Linked DNA regions of Homo sapiens: region 1 is linked to region 2. A link is a loop called in an ENCODE intact Hi-C map of the cell type or tissue named here. Cell type or tissue: K562. All regions are shown on one strand. Links, peaks and the distances in the headings refer to the core of each region. The heading gives the core; the rest is flanking DNA.

The links. A loop is a pair of places that touch in the nucleus more often than their neighbours do. Peaks named below come from ENCODE experiments on the same cell type or tissue, not always from the same donor. Only the 100,000 strongest peaks of a DNase experiment are listed, where the experiment ranks them.
Region 1: it touches region 2 in a loop (2.1-fold over the local background); 4 of 110 quality-filtered maps call a loop at or near these places.

What each region holds. Positions count from the first base shown.
Region 1 is chr1:33,601,583-33,609,910 of GRCh38, forward strand. CSMD2 (CUB and Sushi multiple domains 2) reads right to left here. Exons shown (of 71, transcript NM_001281956.2): 42 at 3,700-3,888; 43 at 787-964. Among named protein-coding and RNA genes, the nearest start is that of ZSCAN20, 130 kb to the left of the region's middle. RefSeq lists enhancers at 3,403-4,602, 5,880-6,380, 6,381-6,881. In K562, for the core only: no CTCF peak of the experiment used is centred there; no DNase peak of the experiment used is centred there; H3K27me3 peaks cover 1,834 bases.
Region 2 is chr1:33,514,538-33,522,865 of GRCh38, forward strand. CSMD2 (CUB and Sushi multiple domains 2) reads right to left here. Exons shown (of 71, transcript NM_001281956.2): 68 at 6,926-7,013; 69 at 5,275-5,413; 70 at 4,928-5,140; 71 at 1-2,033. The coding sequence ends at 4,981. Among named protein-coding and RNA genes, the nearest start is that of ZSCAN20, 46 kb to the left of the region's middle. RefSeq lists an enhancer at 5,052-5,588. In K562, for the core only: no CTCF peak of the experiment used is centred there; a DNase peak (open chromatin) is centred at 4,904; H3K27me3 peaks cover 6,643 bases.

The DNA of each region.
Region 1 (8,328 bases), core at 107-8,106, 87 kb after region 2:
AACCCCGATGATTCTCAGAATGGCAGTAACCACCAAACAAAGGAATTTTAAAATTATTTGCTCTTCCAAAGATCCAGTGGTTTGGGAAGAAACTGTCCAGGAAACTGCACATATCAAATGCTAATTTGTATTCCCAATGTAAAATTAACTCTTGTTGTATATAACTACATAACTCAGAGCTGAGCTGTCCAATTCAGCCACTGCCAGCCACACATGGCTATTTACATTTAAATTATCAAGATTAAATAACATTTAAAAATCAGACCCTCAGTCATATCCAAGTACTCTGTAGCCAGTGGCTACCATATTGGGCAGCATAGACATAGAACAGTTCCATCACTGCAGAAAGTTCTGCTGGAAAGTGCTGGCTCAGCACCAGATGACCAACGGGACATCACAAAATTCCACCTCAAATCTCTTCCATTAGTCTGGGTGGCTTAGCCCAGGTACATGTAGAATGTTGGTTTGAACTCTGGAAATACCGAGGAAAGTCTGTGTACCCACACCTACTCCCATTAACACACCCACTGGTACTTTCCCTGGCCCTGGCAGGGTTGCAGGCTGGGAGCCACTGCCCTCCCATTCCTCTCCCTTTAAGGAGCCATAATGGCCAGTTGGAGCTGAGCCCCATTCCACTATGTTTATTTGAAACCCAGGAGGCTGACAGCCTTTAAAAACCATTCACCTCTTGGTTTTTCTAAACCAATAGGTAACTGACTGGTAACCCAGTGTAGAACCCCAGTAATGCTCCTTTCTAATTGGCTGTTGACATGGCACCTGGCCTACCAGATGGTGATGAAATCTCCAGAGGGCTCTGTCTGCAGCAGGCTGAGGTTGAGGCGGACGCCATGGCCAATGGGCACGGTGATCAGCCAGACACAGTCCTGGGAGCTGGAGTACGGGCTAGGGAACCCCGGGGAGTACACAGTGCCGTTGGAAGAAGTGATGTTCCCGCCACAAGGGACTGCCAGGGAGGGAACACAAACGTAAGTGCAGGGCCTCGGTACCCACCTGAGAATTCAGATGCCTTCCTGAGGAAATCCCAGCTCCCAGAACTAATCATCCTGTCAGGGAGGTTGGGTGGGATGCGGAAGGGGAGGCCAAGCTGAGGATGGCTGCACCTGGTTCTACCCACCAGTCCCCACACAGAACACCCTGGCTGGCTCTCAATCATCACTGCAGGCCCCTCTGTGGGTCTGCCTCAGCCTCCCTCTTTCTCTTTCTTATGAAGAGAACTGCCAAGAAGAAAGGATGCCCTGAAGCTGTCCCCTCTCCCTTCCCAGGAATGGGAGGGAGCAGACGTTAGGGTCAGAGCTGCAGTGCTTTTGCTGGGAAGAGCTAAGAAATTAGGAAAGTCTTTCTTTCTTCCTCTTTGATCTGCTCTTTCTAGAGTGGTACTTGTGGTCTAGACTTCGAGTTGAGGGTTCCTGGGGTGAGGCTAAGGTTGGGTTCAAATCATAGCTGAACGATGTATTGAGCAGATAGTCTTAGATAAGTAGTTTAGCCTCCCTGAGTCTCCATTTCCTCACCTGTAAAATGGAACTAAGAATACCTCCCCCATAGGATTGTGGTGGTGATGAGGTGAAACGATGCAGGCAAAATGTTCAGCCCAGGCCCTGGAAGAGGACGCATTTGCTATGTAGATAAGATCCTCTCTCCTTATCTTCCTGTTCCCCAAAAGCAATACTCAATTTTAGTCTCACTGATTTAGGCCTCAGGCAGGAGGATGAAAAGACTTTGACATCTTCATGGTATTCAGAATCAGTCACCATGGAGGAAAATAGATGGGGATGGTGGACAAAAATCCCCAAACACCATGGTCCAGAATAATGAGTGTTGTAGCTGACATGGGGCATCAAGCAGACATCTGGTTGGGGCAGACCAGACTGAGGAGAGAGAATCCCAACAGATTCCAAGCAGAGGCCAGGGGTCCTGTGAATGCACGTACATCCTGAAAGTGGTGCACAGGTACACGCCATCCCTGCTACATAAGCTGAATATCTCCTGGGTGCCAGCCATGGCCTGGGAGACAGTGGGGAACAAGGTACTCTAGTTCTGTCCCAGGCACACACACCACTGGGACACAGCCAAACACACCAGCATCTGTAGCACAGGCTGGACCATGTCATCATCATGAATGCCACGGGGGTGTTTGGGGGAGCCCTGCATCTGGTTTTGTGAGAGTAAGAAAGGACTCCTTCTAGAATTCATATTTATACTCAGACCTAAGGGATGACTAGGGTTAAGTAGGCAAGGTAAGAGAGAGGAATGCTGTATGGGAAAGGAACAACATATGCTAAGACCCAGAGGCAAGAAAACATGGCACATTGGAAAACAAAGTATTTCAGCTTAGGCTGGAACATAAAATCTGCAAGACTGGAGAATATGGGAGGTCAGCAGGGACTAGGCCCTAACCTAAGGGTCATGTGTGCTATATTAAGGGGCTTAAAATTTGCCATTAGGGACATGGGAGAAAGCAAGAGAGTATGGTGTCAGAGAAGCCAAGGGAAGAAGGCTTCTGAGGAGGAAGAACAGCTTCTGGCTCAAGCTAGCAGACTGAGAAAGCGCTGCTCTTTTCTCTCTCCTGTGATGCCACAAAAAGACAAACAAGGTGTGAGAATGGAAGAAAGCCCAGGATGAGGCTTGTTGCACAGCACGTGATGGGCCAACAATTGCGGAATGACCAACTGGTTACGCAGAGCAGAGCTCTGAAAATCTGAAAAACTAACTGAGGCTATAATAGTTTTAGAAATCATGGTTTTACATTCCAACACCAGAACGGCTCAGTTTCGCAAACAAGGTCCTCTTTCCATCGAGAGTTAAACTGAGAGTTTGAGTCTGAGAGTGAGCCATCTGTGAAGTCCTCCAGCTCTTGTGAAATAAAGATGAGAAGTCCCACTTTACTGAGGAAGAACCTGAAGCTTAGAGAGGCAAAGGGGTTTGAGTTGGAGCCTGGGGTGATCTGATCCTAGAGCTGGGGCACTCTTTCCTGGATTACTGCCCTTGCTAAGGCTTCCTTTTTCAAGACAAATTTCTGCCACTCCTCCAGGAAAATGATGGGATGCCAGAATGAAGAGGGAAGGCAAATGGAACTGAAGTGTGCAGATGAGGGTGGAGGCAGCACAAGCTCTTGGTCACCTTCCTTCCTGGTTCTGGGTAAGGAAGAAGACCCAAGAAAGTGCCACCTCCAGCTCCCTGATAGATCAACTCAGGTCTCTCCAGCCCTGTGTAGAAGGAGAGTATAATGGAGCAGGGAGGGGGAAGATGAAGAGGGGAGCAAGAGAGTTCTTATAAAGAGGCTTCATGCTCTTCTCCCTTTGGGCAGGTGCCTGGATTAACTCTACCTCTCTAGCTCTCAGCATACCACTGGGCTCCCACTCCCTCACATGGAGCCTTCCCTTCCAATGGGAGTCCTCCAGTCTGTCAGGGTGGATCTTCCCAAGGGCTGGGTGTGTCTTCCTCTTGGCTGTGGCCCACATCTCCTCCAGGTCCTCCCTAGTGCTGGCCCGGAGCCCTGTCACCAGGACCCTCTCCCTGGAGAGGCTGGGCCACACCATGTGAAAACAGGATGGACCACAGTTTGCCTGGACCTCCAGCCCTGGAGATCCCACAGAGCAGGTAGGTGGAACATGGGATTGCTCTGGACCAGTCTCCACGAGTACCCCAGGAAGAACTGCTGGGGATGAGGGAGCGACATACCTTCACACTTGGGCAGGGGGTGGTCCCAGTTCCGGTTGGTGCCATGTTGACACGTGAGGACAGGGTGGCCAGTCAATTGATACCCCGGGAGGCACTCGAAGGTCACTGATTGTCCCACGTTGTAGCCAGCTCCCCTCACAATGCCATTGGCAAAGGGCTCTGGGTCTGGGCACTCTTGAAGTTCATAGGCTGGAAAAGATCCGGAGAAAAGGTCACTTTATTCTCTCTGACCAGAAAATAGGAGCGGCAGAAAGCATAGTGGTGAAGCCTCAAGATTTGGACTCAGATGGACCTTTGTCATGTACAAGTCATTGGCTTTGGGTAAGTAATTTAACTTGTGTACGCCTCAGTTTTCCTGTGTATAGAATGATTATTTTGAGGACTAAGTAGGATAACACATACATAGCTCTTTCCACAGTACTGGCACATGGTGAAAGCTCAGTAAATAGTATCTATTATTAGTAATTCCGTAGGAAAAGGAGGCTCAAGGAAGACATTGCTCAATTGAACCTCTATTCACTGAGTGCCACTGGGGGCCAGGCACCAGCCTAACTCCTTTCATGTTGCTTATCTCATTGAACCTTCACAACCAGGATCAAGATCCCAGACATAGGAAGCGGCGACGGGAGGAGTTGAGTTGGTTCTTTCCAACTCCGAGAGATCAAAACCTCTCAGGAAGGAAGAAATCTGGTGGGAGTAAGTCAAATCTGTGGCAAGGAGAGAAGCTTTTCAGAGGGAGTAGCTGGGCTAAGGGACGTGTGGCTGTCACAAAGCAAGTCCCTCCAAAGGGCAGGGAAGCTGTTTCCATGAGAGTGGGTGGCCTGACTCCACAGGAGATGCCTCCATGGAAGCAGCTGAGGCCAGTCCATTGGGGAGAGGCTGCTGAGGGATTCCTGAGCAAGGCCTTTGATGAATTGGGTCCACAGGACACAGAACAGCCTTCGTGGCAGTAATTGCGCCCACTCCACTCAGGAAATTGGCAGCGGGAGGAGACAGAACGTTCCTACAGTGGGAATCCTCAGTGGAAGTAGTTGGGACTGGATAGATGCTTCTTAGAAGTACATGTGTTTCTCATACGTAATAACAACATCAATAACGCGGATCTTGAAGATAACATTTCCTGAGCACTCACGTGGCTGTGTTATGTTTCCATTCAGTACCTCACAGGGAAGTCTCAGGGGGAGGAACTGGGCAGGTTTCCCTGGGAAATCATTGAGGTAATTGGGTGTGCCAAAAACTGAGCAACCACATGGGTGGGGTGGCTGCTTAGCCCCAGGACAGGCCTGGCCCTGCAGCACGGGGGTTTGGGCCGTTTGGCAACGAAAGTCTCAGCGGAAGCAGGGGGCCTTTTGCCCAGGGAGGCAACCCAATGGGATGGGTTGGGTCTTTACAGAAAGGCTCAGGGTAGCCACGTGGACTCAGAGACGGGGAGAGAAGGAAGGGAGTGGCTGTGTGTGGGAAGCCAGGAGCAGCCTTGATGAGAGCAGCTGGGCCTCTCCTACAGGAATCATCTCCAGTGGAAGGATCTAGGCTCTTCAAAAAGACAGAAACTTCAGTGAGAGTACCTCAACACTGAGAGAAACCTCAGAGCCTGTTCCCCTGCAAGAAGCTTCAAAGGGAGAGGTTGGCCATATAAGGCAGAAATAAACCCTAAGAGGAGGAAGGATGAACTTCCCCAAAGAAGGACTCCTCAGGAAAGCAAGTGGGTTTGTTCTAAAGGGACACACCTGGTGACAGTGGGAACACACTTCCAAACAAAGTGCCATAATCAGGTAGATACAATTTCAAGCAAAATGCCATTATTTTAAAACATTAATAATGATGATGCCTAGCATTTGGGGACAATTGTACATCTTAGCCATTTTGCTAAGTTCTTTATAAACAGAACCCTCCTGAGAAATTGTCATGGAACACATTAAGCATGTCGGACCGGGAGGCCTGGCTAGGAGTTGCTTATGCTGCTACTAAGAACTTGATGGGAATCTTTACTTAAAGAAGAGAAAAGAAGACCCTAGCATGGGAAGTGCAGAGTATCAGTTGGAGGAATTTTGAGAAAGAGTAAAGAGTTGGACTTCTAAGGAAAGTCGAGGGGCCATAGAGAGCTGGGTCTGACAGAAACAGCCTCAGTGGGGACAAATGGCTCGTTCATTGAAGCTGGGTTTTTCCCCAGAGGAAAAACCTGGGGAGAGTGGTCAGAGCTTGCTTACGAGGTGCCGCTCCGTACGGCGGAGGAAGGTGTAAACAGAGAGTGTGGGCTTATGGTCAGGGAGAGTTATTTGGGCCTATCACAAATGATGAGGCCTCTGTGGGAATACTTAGGCCTCTGGCCCTAGAGGCAACCTAGCCCAAGAGGTTGGGATCGCCCCAAACGAGAAGCCTTAATAGGGGTGGAGCCCAAGTCTGAGGGGAGCAGGTGCCCCGGCACCATGTGTGGCTCCACAGGAGTCCTTGGGACTGTGGCAGACAGGTGAACGCTGAGGGAGTGGCTGTGCCTGGGACTGAAGGGGAACATCCAGGCAAGTCCTGAAGGTCACATGCTTGTGGGAGGAGGGGGCCCATTATAGGGTGGAAGCCCCATTGGATGTCGCTGTGCCTCTCACATGTTGGGCCAACTCCTGGTGGAGGAGCTGGGTGTCTGAAGGCAACTCGCTGCCCCCTGGCCTCCCTACGCAGGGAAAGTTATCAGAGGAGGACTGGGCCTGTGGAGGCTGCAAACCTCAGTGGGAGAGACAGGCCCATCCCAGGGAGGGACACTAGTCCCGAATGTTGGCTTGTCGTCCAGGAAACCTCAGGGGGACAGCGGGGCCCCTTGTGCAGGGTGGCCATAGTGGGAGCATTTCCAAAGATGGGGGCTGGGGAATCAGGGGCGAGTGAGCCCAAGGCCAGGGCTCTGTGGGGGTAGTTAGGCCTCTTCTGTCGAGGGAGTCAATGGAGAATCTGAGGCGGTCACACAGGCACAACCTTTACAAGGACAAGTGGGCTCATCACACGGGGAGCACAGCGAGTGGCTGGTCCCATCACAGGGATTCAGTGGCAGGACCGTGCCCATTGTCTAGGGTGAAGGCACAGTGCACGGGGTGGGCCCAGGGCAGCTGTCCCTGGCACAATGGTGGCACTGCCATTCCTTATATTTATCCGAGAAGGAAGGTCTCAGGGAGAGAGCACTTGGGCCTGGGAGGGGTGCAAGGGGCTGAAATATGTCTCCCAAAATTCATATGCTGAAGACTTCACTCCTTGTGAATATGACCTTATGGGAAATAGACAGGATCTTTACCAAACTTATGGAAATTAAAATGAGGTCACTAGGGTGGGCTCTGATCCAATATGACTGGTGTCTTTATAGAAGGTGGGAATTTGGAGACAGAGGCACATGAAGAGCACCATGTGAAGATGAAGCCAGAGGTCGGGGTGATACTTCTAAGAGCTGAGAATGCCAAGATTGTCATGAACTACCAGAAGCCAGGGGAGGGGCCCGGACAGAGTCTCCCTCATGGGCCTCAGAAGGAACCAACTCTGCTGACACCTTGATCTTGACCATCCAGCCCCAGAGCCATTGGACAGTAAGTTTCCGTTGTTTAAGCCACCCAGTTTGTGGTACTTTCTTATGGCAGCCCTAACAAACTAAGACACAGGAAAGCCTTGGGGGAAGGCGTTGCATCTGTCTCTGAGAGGACATATTTGGGACCAAGTCCCTCCTGTGACATCACGGCCATCCGACGCGTCATGACCTGTTTGACAGGTACACACCTCCCAGATAATAGGCACAGACATCCTTGGGCAAGGCTGGCCTCTGTGATGAGCCTGCACACACCTTCCCTGGGTGTGGCAGCTGTGCTAACACCAGTGAAGTGGCTCTGTCTGGGTGCAAGGCCCAGCTTCTCCTGAGGCTCCCTCTAGATGACAAGCCCAGCCGCACTTACCAAAGCTTTCCCTGAGATGGACCCCGGAACCCTGAAGTCTCCTGCAGAACTGATTCAGTTGCACCCACCTCGTGGGATGCCCTTTAAGGCTTTCCCTAAATGAGAAGCCCAGTACCCCCTCAGTATTCTTCTCTGGCAAGGGAGGAGCTCCATCCCCACCATATTATTTCCAGAATAAAGAAGTCAACTCTCAGAAAGCTGCATATAGGATGGTACTATTTATATAGAAAACGTGGTCAAAAAATTTTATAAAATGTTACATATTTTTCACAGGTACATGTAGCATACATATATCCAGGCCTGGAAAGGTCACAACTAAACAATAGTAGCCGTTTCTGGAGAATAATCCTGGGTTTGGAGGCTATAGACAAAGAGAGCTTTGGCCTTACTTGTAAGGTTTTAATTTCTTTCTTGTATTTTTCTTTTTTTAAAAGATAAATATGTTTGTAAATTGTTTGTGTAATTAAAAATTAACTTTAAAAAACAAAATTGGAAAACTATAGTACGATCCAATTTTGGCTAAAAATATAGCTACAGCAATATATATACCGAGAAAAGCGGGGAATACATATTGAATTGTTGAAAGTGTGTATCTCTGCATAGGGTAGTGACAGGATGGGATTATGGGAGGATTTTGACTTCCTGTGACGGGTGTTAGGGCCTGAATATTTCTGTCCCATCAAATCCCTATGTTGAAACCTAATCCCTC
Region 2 (8,328 bases), core at 17-8,016:
GCATCTCATGGAACTTTACAAGGAGACGCAGGGGAGGGGTGGGGGGCGGGAATAGGCATCCGCTGGGTGGTCTGAGAGGGGCATAAGAAGGGGGAAGGGAGCAGTCGAAGGAGAGGAGTGTAAGGGGGAAGGGAGCATAAGAAATTGGGAGGGGAGCTTCCTGCACTTGTTTCCAGCCAAGGAAAGAGATGAGAGTGTGAGTGTGTCTGGATTGGCCCTCTCCCTCCAGGCCCAGGGGGGTGCCGTGTCCCAGAGGTGGTGTGGCCAGGGGTAGGCTCCTGCCTCTGTCAGCCTCCATTGTGTCTGCTGGAAATGGACGCCTCTCACTTTCCTCTGGCCACTCTTAACATCAGTCAGATCTTCTAATTGTTCCAATCTAGAATTTGCTTAAGAACCAGGTGTCGCTGTCCCTCCGCTCCTGCACATTTCTATTTGCTATTTCAATATGTGACATGAATCTCTGAGGCCAGCATGTCACACGTATACAGGGGCTTAAGCTTGTGGGGGCCTTCCCGAGGACAGAGAAAGTGGCCCTAAATGCTATACTTTGATTCCTAAACTCATGAACTTCCCAACAATTCTCATGGAATTCATGAACGACCCAAGCATGATATAGCTGTCAAAATCAATCAAACCCACTCGCAAGGAGCTGGAGAGGTGTGACTTTCAGCCACTCTGTTGTTTTGATTCAGGACCTGCCAGGTCTTTTGCTGGCTATGGTCAGCGGCTGCTGGGAGCCAAGGAGCCAGCACCAACCGTGGGAGGCCTGGGGAGTTGAATCCTTGCCCCGAAGCTGCCTACGCGGAGACAGCAGAACCCAGATAGGACACACAGGTGTCTTGCCTGGCTTTCCAGACCTGGCCACAGTGCTACTGTAGAGATTCATCGGCTCCTCCCTTCTTAGCTGCCCCTTCTAGAACAGGGTTTCTGGCAGCTGGTGTAGTGGACTTTGGGGCAGACTGATCTGGGTTTGCATTCTGACTCCACACTTCCTAACTCTGTCTTTACCTTTGCAGGCTTCTGTTTTCTCATCTGTCAAAGGGGAATAACAAATCCTACATTTTGGTGTTATTGTGCAGACTAGAAATACTACAGGTAAAGTGTCAGGCACAGAGAATAACCCCAGTACATGATAGCCATTGTTTTTTGGGTACTGGGGCAGGCTTGCTCCCCTGTTCTCTCAAGGACCCTGCTGCTGCCCCCAGACTTGGCATCCTGTCTGGGCCACAGACTTGTCTTCTCTTCTCTTTGTCAGTTGACAGCCAGACTTGACCTTGGGCTCCTGGCCAGACTCCTGCCCTATCCTCCCCGGCTCTCCCTTCTTTCCCAGTGCTTCCCAGGACCCAAATGACTTTTTAATCCACTGGGTTTAGAACTCAATAAAACAGTGTTTGAAAAAAATAAAGAAACTGATTTTCAATCTATTTCCAAAGACTTTTTTCCTGCCCTTGGGGTAATCCTTGCTGCCGCTGTGCAGATGGGCCGTTCATCAGCAGACAGCTGGTTTCTGCACGCTGACCGGGTTTCTGCACTCTGACCGCATGATGGGATGTGTCCTACTGTTACAGTCACCGAGTCACCATGTCCTCACACATGGGATGGGCGGGGGGCATATTGTTTTGAAAGCTGACCGTACCTCCCCCTCTTCATCTCTTCTCTGTGTGGGGAACAGGGCATGAAGCATCCTTCATGCGCACTTCTAGTTTTGAAGCCTTTATGGTCTCTTCCATAGGACGTGAATGAAGGAGAGGTGTGTGTGTTTGTGTGTGATCAGGCCCATACACACACACACACACACAGATCCACAAGTTGCTTTGCTATTTTAAATCCATAAACTTTCTTCCTCTGTCTGCAGCCCCTCTTCCTTTTCTGCCTTTTCAGGACACGGCAGGAGTCCTCTCCAGGGTAACTGGCATAGATGGCGGCAGGGCGAGGGCCTGAGTCCCAGCAGTAGCAGACACAGGCAAGGAGACGAACGAAGATGGGCACTGGGCACTGTGCTCAGGGGAGCCTACTTCCTGCCCCCTGGGGAACTGGGAACAAACAGATCACACCTGAGTTTGCAAAGAAAAAAGAGGCAGTGGGAGGGGAGGGGCCGGGAGCAGAGGAGGAAAAGCAAAGCGGCAAAGAAAAGAAGGCACAAGCGGGAAAGAGATGAGTCACCTCAATCTTCACTTTGATTTTTAATCTTCCCAGGTTGGGGATGGGGGTAGGTAGGGAATACGTGCAGCAGAACATGTATTTTTCTGTCTTTTTCCCTTGCAGGGCCAACTTCGCCATTAGACCTGGAGGCCCAGTGCTTGGGGGCCACCATACTTTTAGGAACCCAGGAAAACATTCTAATTTTAGTTTCTTTCAAAATCAGATGAAAAAAAAAAAATGACTAGGATAATAATGGCTCTGTAATAAAGAATCCAGGCTGGATTATATTCATTTTTGTAGTGACACAGTTGTGAAATCTCATTTTTGATACTTTTTTTTAATGGAGGAAGGGTTGGCAAACATCATCACACAGCCCTGTTCCCCCGCCCTGTTACTCACTGACCGCACAGGCCTCGTTGCTTCCTTAGTAGGGTGTTTATTTTAATTTCAGCTTTTCTCCTTGGCATTATTTAAAAAAAAATTACCATCTAGTCACTCATTTGCAATGTGTGTGTGTCTGTTCAGGGTGGCTCTTGCTTTCTTTATGCTCCAGCTGTGGGCAGAAGTGGTCAGAGGGGCCCTGCTGGAGACCTGTGGGCTGGGCAGTGGGTTCAGAGCCTGCTGGCAAGGGGCCAATGCTGAGGGCTGGCCAGATGTGGAGCCACCAACCCCAGCCGACCCGGAGGTGACAGCATGGCGCACACCAGCACCTGGAACCCAGCAGAACCCAGGTGTGGAGCAAGAGTGACTGTGTGGAGGTCAGCGGCATTCTTGTTTCTTTCTTACACTGTTCAATAATTCATGCAGTGAATCAGATTCATCACTGATCATCTCCAAGCCCCGATTTACATCATCAGAGGGGATTTTTCTTTTTCTCTTTTGCCTTCTATTGATAAGAGTTCTGAGAAGGAAAAAATAAAGATTGGGCATACAGATGAAACTTGAGGAGTAATTTTGGCATGCTAAAACAATCCCACTGGAATAAGGGGGAACCCTTATTTAAATGTTTGTTTTGGAGAGACGTAAAAAGATGGGGAAAAGCTCTTTCCATAAATTGTTTGTATTCAGGAGCTGCATCTGCTGAGTCCCTGACTCACTCACCATCTGGGACTCAGGCTGAAACTGTGAAATCCTCCAGGAGTTGTGAGGCAGAAAGGGAGTAAAGCACGTCAGGGGCTGGGCAGTGATAATGACATTTGCTGCTCTTGTAACCCCCTCCGCAGGAACTGTCCCCACCATCTCTGTTGGTGGCCTTTGCAGGCACCCTCATAAAAGCCTGTTTCCTCGCTGCACTGCCATTTGTGTGTGGCTGGGAGAATCTGCCACGTGAGCGGCCATGCACAGGAGCGTGGGGAGGGAGCGCAACACTAGCCCTGGGTTTGGCTGGTGGCCCACTTGGCGGATTTTCCACCGCCCTCACTGGGAATCCCTACCTGGCTGGCTCTGTGACTCTTCTCCCCAGAGTCCTTCAGCACAGGACCTGAGAGGGGGCACCTGCCTATCCCCAGAAAGCGGGATGTGTGGGAGAAGACAGTTCTCAGAGGGGTGCAGCTTGGACATCGTGTTGGGGCAACTCCTGAAGGGTCATAGGTCCCAGAGGTGAGGGTGTCATCGAAGGAGGACACAGTGAGGAAGAGGCAGTGCCTTTTAGATTCATCAGTTCCTTCCCAGTGGGCCTGTCAGATGCATGCCTGTGTGCATGTATGCGTATGTGTGTGTGTGTGTGTGCATGACCGTGTACACGTGTGGGTGTGTCTGCCCCCTGTCTATATTTCCGGGAGCTCCTCCCCTCTGTTGTGCTCAATGTGGGGAATTTTGTAAGTAAACCTGCCTAGGCTATGGTGCTCAGTTGATGGGTCAAACACCAATCTGGATATTGCTGTGAAGGTATCTTTTTAGATAAAATTAACTTTGAAATCAGTAGACTTTGAGTCTCCATAATGTGTGTGGGCCTCGTTCAATCAGCTGAAGGCCTTAAGAAAAAGACTGAGGTGCTCCAAAGAGGAAGGAATTCCGTCTCTGACTGCTTTTGGACTCAAGATGACAGCATCAACTCCTGCTGGAATTTCTAGCCTGCTGGCCTGCCCTTTAGATTTCCACCTTGCCAGCCAATTCCTTAGATGAATCTCTCTCTCTAAATATATATTTATTTATATTTCTATCTCTATATAACATTTACATATAGCTCTACGGAGATGCGTATCTATATATAGATGGATAGGTATGGATATATCTTGATATGGGGTATATGTATTGCGTTTATAGTGTATGAATGTATATATATACACAATATACCTATATACACAGATATATGTGCATCTCTGTATAGCTCTACAGATCTCCAGGGCTTGACTTCGACCCAGAGGATGTATATATCCAGTTGGTTCTGTTTCTCTAGAGAGAAACAGACTAGTACATGCCGATGTTCTGCCAAGCCCAGGGGTGAGGAGCAGTTTCTGGAGCCAGTCAGCCTGGGATTGGATTTCGACCCCACCCCTTCTGAGCTGTGTGACCTTGCTCAAGTTAGTTTCTATGCAGCTCAGTTTTCTCATCTGTAATGGGGCTCCCACAAGCTTCTACCTCACAGGGCGTGCAGGGATTCAATATATTAGATCCACAAAGGGCCTGGTTCAGTGCCTGTTACACAATGATGCTCAATGCACAGCTCTCCTCTTACTGGGTGTGTCTATGTGGTGTGTGCGACTCCGTTGGGTGGAGCCCCTGGCACGCATAGGTCCCTGTCTGTGCTTGTCATGGCCTGTCTTCCTCCCACACCCCTGCTCACCGGCTGCTGGAGGCGGGGCTCTCGGTGGCGGTGGTGGCGGCCAGGCCGGGTGGCTATACTGCTGTGCACACTGTGCTGACTGTGAACTCCGCCTCGCTGGCCATGATGTCTGTGGGCTGGATGTTGCGGTCGTACATTGGGTTCTCAAATGTGGCCCGAACATTGGTGTTCTCGTGGCCAGCATAGCCATTGAAAGGAACTTTGGGTCTTCTCCTGGCGATAAAAGAGGAAGTGCCCACGGCATGAAAAGAGCGACACAGAGAGGCTTAGGGGTCTGGTGCGGGGGGCCCTGGAGGGAGAGAGGGAGGCCTGCCTGATGCCCGCCCTGCCTCCTTCCTGCACGGTACCTGTGCTTGTAGAGATAGAGCACGAAGCCCGCAATAATGAGGGCGATGAAAGGCACCAGGATCGCGGCTGCCACTGAGCTGCTGTTGGAAGCAAAGTGGCGGCCAATGGACTCGGGGTCTGACTCCAGCAGCCTGAGGTCTGTAAAGTCCCAAAGCAGAAAAGTCAAGTCACGAGACACAGTCTGAGGCTCCGTTGGCTACCCTCCCCGACTATACACTCTTGGGAAGCAGGGCTGCCACTCAGGGTGCTCCTCACTCCTGCTCAGCACGGGAGGCAGGTGTGCCCAGGGCTGCCCGCCTGCCTCCACGTGCACACTCAGTCCTTGGGGGCAGGGTCCTGCATGCATCTACCTTGTGCTGCTCAGATGGCACCCAGAGGACCATCCGCAGAGGAGCCTGAAACCATGGCTCAACAGAAACTCTTACAAGGGTGCAGCCCTTTAGAAGTCTCTAAAGTTCTTTTGGCTGTAGCAGCCTTTTATCAGATGAAACCTTACAGGCACAACAAAATATAAGACAGATGAAGGTGAAACTGTTCTGGTTGAAGCTGAAGCATCTCCTTCTGAAAGGCTGCCTCTCCTCCTTCCTCACCCTCCCCTGCAGACTGGGAAGGCTCAGAAGAACACAAGTAGAAACTGTGGCCCCAGTAGGCACCCTGCTAACTGAGGGGCTGGGGCTCTGAGAGGGGACAGGATGTCTGCTGTGGAGCCAGAACAAAAACTGTGATTTTCTAAGGCCTTTGCAGCGTGCCTGGCCATCTTGCAGTAGGTGAAGGGTGCTGTGTGGAAGACAGTGGTCTCAGTCCATGCAGCTCATGAGGGCAGAGCTGGGACAACTCCGGGGGAGGAGCAGTGTGGGTGGGAAAGGGTGGGAGCAGACCGTGGCTCAGTCCAGAGAAGCTTTCAGGAGCTTGGAGCCAGAGGACATGGAGTGGACTGCCTTGGCAGGCAAGGGCCCCGGCGATGGGAGGTGTCAGTGCCTGGGGTACAGAGAGGCTGTCACGCACCTGCGGCTGCCTCCTGTTTCCCCCTCCCCTGCTTCTGAGAAACCAGACCCCTCCCCCCACCAGAGTCTGAGGCTGGGCACCCAGAGGCTCTGGGCCAGGACAAGGCTCCAAGGTGTGGATGTTTGACATGGATGACAGGAAGCACGCTAGGTAAAGAGGCCAGGGAAGGACCAGGGAGGGAAGTGGCCTTAATGCTCAGTTTTCTTATCTGTAAAATGGGCACAAAACCAGTCTTCTAGGGCTGGGCTAGGGCAGAAACGACATCACAGTCAAGGCACCCTGAGAGCTCTAAGACACTCCACAGTGTCGTTGTTTGTTGAGGCAGGGGTGACACCCAGGGCTGGCTGGAGGGTGTGGCTGGGGGCTGTATCTAAGAGCCAATGTCCCTGGAGTTGGGGGCTCTCCTCTCCAGGTCTGAACAGGAAACTTTGTCAAAGGTTGAGTGGGTTATGCACATGTGTTTGCTTTTGGAGAGATATTCCATGGCTTTTGTCAGAATCTCAAGAGGCATCCCTGATCCCAAAGAGGCCAAAGCACCCCCGCCTCAGACTGTTCAACTTCCCCAGTCCTCTACCTGACCACGGCACACACGGTTTCTCTCCCACCCACCCGGGCCCACACTTCCGGGGGACAAGCACTAGTTACCCAGTCTTTGAAAGCCGAACTGCCCAAAGCCTTGGCCCTTGACAGAGCCTTGGTAGATGAAGGTGGCTCCGGAGGACTCTGACGAGACCTGTGATGGTGGGGAGCACAGAGAGCAGGTGGGAGGCTGCTGGAAGGATCTAGAACTCCTCTCTCATCATACACGCTGCCCAGCAGGTCACCCACTGACCTGCTGCTCTGACACACAGGGTTTGTTCTCTGCCCACACCTAGGCAAGGGTGGGTGTGACCGGGGAGCCCGGGGTGGGGCAGGGGCACCAGCTACATGTATGAGGTAGGAGGAAGATTTTATTTTCTACTGGTCAAATCACTTAATCTCTCTGTGCCTCAGTTTGTCATGTGCAAAATGAGAATAGTAACAGTACCTATGTCATAGGGTGGCTGTAAGGATTAAATGAGTTAATAAAGATGAAATACTTCAGAACACTTAATTTATAGGCCTTACATGCATGGTAGCTGTTATTACTGTGATGAAAAACCGCCTTTTGGAGCATTATGGAACACACAGAACCATGCTGAAAATGTCCCTTGCAGATTAAAGGTATTGGAGAGTTCGTCACAGTTCTAAGAGCTATTAATTTTTTAGGGGGCGTAGCTGGGGACATAACTCCTGCTACTGATGCTCATGTGACAGATGCAGACCCCCAAATGTGCAGTCTGGGGCCGCAGCGGCTGAGGGCATGCTGTGAGGATGCCTGTGCTCCTGGGTACTCCCAACCTATGCTCCATGGCTAGGAGCAGCCTCTGTCTGCCCTCCGCAGCTGTCCCCGCAAACACACCTTGCTGGCTATCAAAAGGCTCGACGCTTGTCTGGCGTCCTAGGCAGTAGCTCCAGCTGTTCCTGGCCCTCTGGATCCCCATCCTCATCTTCCCCTGGCCTGCACTGCTAGCTCCATGTCCCAACTTTGACCCTCCTGGATGGTGGAGTCTATTGTTCCTGCACAGCTTTTGGGCCACGATGATTGAAGCTGGCCCATACTTGGATTATGAAGGGGACCTACAGATACCCTTGGGCCTACCAAGGAACTACCTGTATGTGCCAGCCCCTGGAGAAGCCACTTGGTTCTCCTGATGTGTTTATAAAGCAAAGTCAACTATGCCACAGTCCTCCACCAGCTGGTCCTGTCCATGAGAATGCACTGTGACTCCCTAGCTCTCTGCTACTCTGGTCTACCATGACCTCTCGCTTCATTCTATCCTTTCTCTTCTAGCTCCAGCAATCCAAGACAGAGAAGTGGAGGACGTGGTAGGGGATGCTATGCTCAACTCCACTATGTGTGAAATAGGAAGGTATGGCCAGAGAAGTGTCACTGGAGATCCAGCTTCCACCTCAAGAAAGCCCTAGAATAGAATGTCTTTTCCACAAGGGAATGCAAGAAAGTCCTA